Linked DNA regions of Mus musculus: region 2 is linked to region 1. The links are chromatin loops, found by intact Hi-C in ENCODE. Cell type or tissue: heart. All regions are shown on one strand.

Region 1 (2,500 bases):
TAATGCTTTCTAACACCCGAGAGATCTCCAAGACGCACCTCTCTCACCTTTTTCTTCAAGTTGTTTTCCAATCCAACGGACAAGCTGCGACTCAGTTCTTGAGCCAAGCTGTCTAAGCCCTCGTTAGGAGGTGAGGAGGTGGGAGCTAGATACAGCTGGGCCCGGGCCGTGGCCTCAGCTTGGCGGCTGAGATGCAAAGAAGTATACAGTTGGGAGGTCACCTCGGAGGACACCTGGTTCAACCCAGGAGGCTCTGACGAATCGCTCAGGAGGTCCTCAGGTCGGAGAGGAGAACTGGGACTGGGGGCTGCTGTCGCCATGTACAGTGAAGAGACAACTGGACTCAGCAGGGGACTGGGAACTCCTGCCTCAGTTCTGAGAGGGGTCCAAACTTGTGGATAAGTTCACAAAGAAGAAAGATTTGGAAGGGAGGAAGACACTTTGGGTCCTCAACAAATGAGCTTTCTGGTTAGAGGAGTGTCCACTGACTCCAGAGACCATGGAGAGGGCAAACACATTCTTTCTCCCAACTCCTGGGAACGGTTAAAAGCGGATGTGCAAGGCAGAAAGTCAGGGGAATGGTCAGAAGACCTGCATGCAGGGAGACAGAACCGCTGCAGTTCCTTCCTCCTAACTAGGGTCCTGGAAATTGCAAATCAGTTTCGGCACGGGTTAACCATGGTTAGCTTTTTTTTTTCCCCACACTCAAAATGTGCAAACTGAAACAGACCTCAAACCAAAGCTGGCCCAATGTATGTCCCCCAATTGGTTTTAGTGAAGAAAGAGGCAAGACTTCAATGCCACAACACCCCCGTTTCGCCCTTTCTTCACCTGTCCCACCCAGAGTCGACTTCCTCGGATTTCCCCTCTAATCCTTCCTGATAAAAAAAAAGCCACAGCAGAGGTCCATAGAATTCCTCCCTATCCCACCCTAAGAAATCTCAATAAAAGGGGCGCGCGCGCGCACAGACATACACCCGGCAACCAGCCGCCTGGTATTCTCTACCGCAACCACCTGGCTCCGACTACTCTGAGCATGTCGGCCCTGGTTTCCCAAGATGAGGAGGACTGTCCCCCAAGCCCCATAACCTCCACAGAGAAAGACCAAAGGCCAACCTCCCTAGCGCGACACTAGCTTGCAAAACCGTTGGCAGCCTCCCGCCCACCGCTTGCAATCCCGCCTCCAACCGAATTACGTCACCCGCCCGCGAGACCAAGCTCCCCGCACATCACTGGGCTTCAGAGGCCCGGGAACGTGGGCACGCATGCGCGCGGCATCGGCGACCACGGATTGGCTTCAGGAGGGAGGCGGAGTCTAGTAAGACTATCGGGGCGGAGTTAAGGGTTCTTGAGGTTGCCGCTTACGACCCAGCTGGGCTTTATAAACCGGAAGTAGCTTGTCACCCTCTTTCAGAGCAATTCCGGTGAGTCCGGGGGTGGGGTTCCCACCTGGCTGAAGAATCAGGTTCTAGAGAGTTGGGTACCAGCCACTGAGCGAGGCTCTTTATCTTGCAGATGACTGTCCACAATCTGTACCTTTTTGACCGGAATGGAGTGTGTCTACACTACAGCGAGTGGCACCGCAAGAAGCAAGCAGGGATCCCTAAGGAAGAGGTGATCGGAGGGTCCCAGCGAATCCCCAAATGCACATAGTCCCAGTCCAGTCCTCTTCCTCCAAATCCCAAGTCCTTCCTATTCCCATCCTGTCCCCCCTCCATAACCGAGATCTAATTCTACCACCTCTCCCTCCAGGAGTACAAGCTGATGTATGGAATGCTCTTCTCCATTCGTTCGTTTGTCAGCAAGATGTCCCCGCTAGACATGTACGGTGGTTTTAGAGGGGTGTTGAAGGGAGGGCTAGCTAGCCAGCCTTGGGAACAGGAGATATTGTTTTGGAATGGAAGTGGCGTGTGGCCCCAAAGAGGGGAGGGTGTGTTTTAGAGAGGCTGAATCTGGATCGAGAATCTTGAAGCTGGCAGGAGCGGATACAGGAATGGTCTGAAAGTGGGGAGAGAGTGAAGGCAGTTGCAATTACATCGGGGGTGGGGATGACCGGAGGTGTTTTTACTCAATGAACCTGCTACAAACTATCTATATGAATAGGAAGGAGTTGACCTTGAGGGCATCACAAATATTTCTTTGGGAGTGATTTCACTCCTGTCTGAATACTCATTTCTGCAGGAAGGATGGCTTTCTGTCTTTCCAAACTAGCCGTTACAAACTCCATTACTACGAGACTCCCACTGGAATCAAGGTTGTCATGAATACTGACTTGGGCGTGGGCCCTATCCGAGATGTTCTACACCATATCTACAGTGCGGTCAGTGTCAGTAGAGGAACCCTTTTCCTCCTAGAGCCCTAGGAGTCCCTCGGGTTTTCTGCCCTTATCCTTCTGTATCACATCCCTGTTGAACTCAGTTTTCTCCAGAGCCTTTAGCTCCTTAAACAGTAATAGCTTCTCTAAGGGAGAGCTTGTGCAGGTTTTTGGGTTTTTTTTTTA
Region 2 (2,500 bases), 250 kb before region 1:
GTAAGAGGCCTGGAGCTTATCTCCAATACTGAAAAAAAAAATCAGGAAATTACATGATTACAATGCTGTTGTTTAAGTTACAAACCCTATACAAAACTTGCCAAGCATCTCACCTCAGTCTTTTATAATAAAAGGGGGCGAGGGGGGGGCAATTCTTTTGCCTGGTTTGGGATCTCAGGTTCAGTTAGACACCCCCCTACCCCCCGTTCATTTAGAAGACCTCCAGTCTGTCTTTCATGACCTTTAACTGGCTTAGGAAAGGGAACCCCATGTATTACTTTAGGGAGACAGAATCATTTCTTCTTCTTCTTCTTCTTCTTCTTCTTCTTCTTCCTCCTCCTCCTCCTCCTCCTCCTCCTCCACCTCCTTCCTCTCTCTCTCTGCCAATTCCTTGAAACAAAAATTTAAGAAGTATCTATTTTCAAAGCTTCCCTTTGATATTATTCTAGTATTATCTTTTAATTTAAAAAAATTATAGCACGCATTACCTCGCTGGGTTTTGTTCTTGTTTTGGCTGTTATCAATCTCCCCACCTAGAATATAACCTGGAGGGACTTTATCGAGGTACTCTCAGATTTGGGGCACAGTGCCTGGCATCTGGGAGACATCAAATATTTGTTGAATAGATGAAATCCCTCTGGTCCTGAGCCTTGTCTTTTGGGCTGGTTTAGAGGCACAAAGAAAAAGGAATGGAGGGACCAGAGAGTGCAAGTGGGATGGGAGGTCCATTGACATGGGACTTGATTGTGAACTGGAAAGTGCTGAGAACTTTCCGATTCTCCGATCTGCAGGGATTTCATCCGAAGCCCCAAATCGGTCACATCACCCTAAGAAGAGGTTCTTGGTCTGTAACTGAGCAATGTCCGGGGCCTAACAACTCAGAGCAAGAGTGAAATCGGTGGTGGGTCAGCGTCCCAGCCTAGGCTAAGCGCAAGCAGTTCCAGTCCCCCGCTCCATTCTTCACCCTTTCAGATCCCCTCGGTTCCCGAGGCAGTCACCTCACCCACATCCAATTTTAACCATCCCAAGGCTGCTCATTTCTGCACTCGGCAAATCTCTCATGACACGGAGACAAGTTATTTAGGAAGAAATTAGAGTCATTCTTCGGCAAAGTTTTGCTCTAGGGCGGAAGGGGGAGTCCTCTGACAACCAGGGGCTAGGGGACTTAGCCTGACCCTGGGACAAGCTCGGTGCATCAGCCTCTCCTCGTTCGTCCCCTCGACTCCTAGCGCCCAAGGCAGTGAGTGGGAAGCACAGGAGAAGGGAGGATTTGGTGGTTCTGGCTGCATCCTCTTGGGTCCATCAACGGCTCACGTACCGCGCCTATAGACGTTGGTAGAGGGAGCAGCACTATCGCGAGACTTCCGAAAGCAGCAGCGTGGCGCTTGCGGACGCAGTTACCATGGCAGCCGGGCGGCGCCCGAGCGCGCGGGAAGGACACTTAAGTAGAGAGGTCTGGCCTGCTTGCTCAGGGAGACTTGATGAGTGACCCACCCCAGACTTCCAACCTCAAAACCCACGGCCTCCACTCGAGGCCCCCGAGGCCATGGGTCGGATCTCCGGGCTCGTGCCCTCTCGGTTCCTGACGCTCTTGGCTCATCTGGTGGTTGTCATCACGTTGTTCTGGTCCCGGGTAAGACGCGGACAGGGCGCGCGTGCGCGTGCCCTCCTGGCCCTCCCATTCTCATCTTGGAGTGGACCCAGCTCAGCTCAGTCCACTCACACAGGGTCCGTTCGTTGCTCCGTTCCCCGGCCCCTTCCCAACTTGTCCCCGCAGCCCCATTCCTCTTTTGACATTTCTTTCTTTCTGCCCGGCTCGCCAGGAAAGCAACATCCAGGCTTGCCTGCCTCTCAAATTCACCCCGGAGGAATACGAAAAGCAGGACAACCAGTGAGCTCTTGGGGCGGGGTGAGAGTGCAGGGGTCTTCAACAGAATCCAGAAACCTTGGTCCAAGCCCTTTTCTCTCTGCAGGCTGGTAGCCGCGCTCTGTCTCACCCTGGGCCTCTTTGCAGTGGAGCTGGCTGGCTTCCTCTCAGGAGTCTCCATGTTCAATAGCACCCAGAGCCTCCTCTGTATCCTTTTTATTTGGCCATCGTCCTCAGGTGACTCATCCCAGTTACCACTCTTTCCACCTCTGTAGGCCTTTGGGGCACAAGTGTCTGCTCTACATGGTAAACCGAATCTCTCTCTAGGTGAGAGGTTTTAGACACTGTTGGGGAATTAATAGACTTCAAACATTCGTTAAATCCGGATGTGAGCCAGGTTCTGGCGATCCCTGGATGGGAGTAAAATCATTTTATCCCGTTTGAAGAGGTGGCAGACAAACATCTGTAAATCAGTGTGATTAAACAGTATGCTTGTAGGTGTGTGTAAAATACAAAGCACTATGGGAACTCAGAAGGGACCAAGAAAATAGAGCCCAGGTGTGGTTCTGCAAGCCTTTAATCCTAGTGCACGGGAGGCAGGGGCAGGTGAATTTTTTGGGTTTTTTTAAATCT

Evidence for each region. Hi-C counts contacts between places; a loop is a spot of excess contacts. Peaks named below come from ENCODE experiments on the same cell type or tissue, not always from the same donor. Only the 100,000 strongest peaks of a DNase experiment are listed, where the experiment ranks them.
Region 2: it touches region 1 in a loop (1.9-fold over the local background); 1 of 42 quality-filtered maps calls a loop at or near these places.

What each region holds. Positions count from the first base shown.
Region 1 is chr11:69,322,643-69,325,142 of GRCm38, forward strand. Cntrob (centrobin, centrosomal BRCA2 interacting protein) reads right to left here and starts at 1,231. Exons shown (of 19, transcript NM_172560.3): 1 at 48-1,231. The coding sequence starts at 320. It overlaps Trappc1 (trafficking protein particle complex 1), which reads left to right and starts at 1,344. Exons shown (of 5, transcript NM_001024206.2): 1 at 1,344-1,424; 2 at 1,516-1,614; 3 at 1,753-1,823; 4 at 2,182-2,320. The coding sequence starts at 1,516. In heart, no CTCF peak of the experiment used is centred here; DNase peaks (open chromatin) are centred at 219 and 1,259; H3K4me3 peaks cover 2,433 bases; H3K27ac peaks cover 2,110 bases.
Region 2 is chr11:69,069,401-69,071,900 of GRCm38, forward strand. Tmem107 (transmembrane protein 107) reads left to right here and starts at 1,409. Exons shown (of 5, transcript NM_025838.2): 1 at 1,409-1,633; 2 at 1,824-1,891; 3 at 1,974-2,074. The coding sequence starts at 1,547. In heart, a CTCF peak has its summit at 1,367; a DNase peak (open chromatin) is centred at 1,391; H3K4me3 peaks cover 1,870 bases; H3K27ac peaks cover 1,863 bases.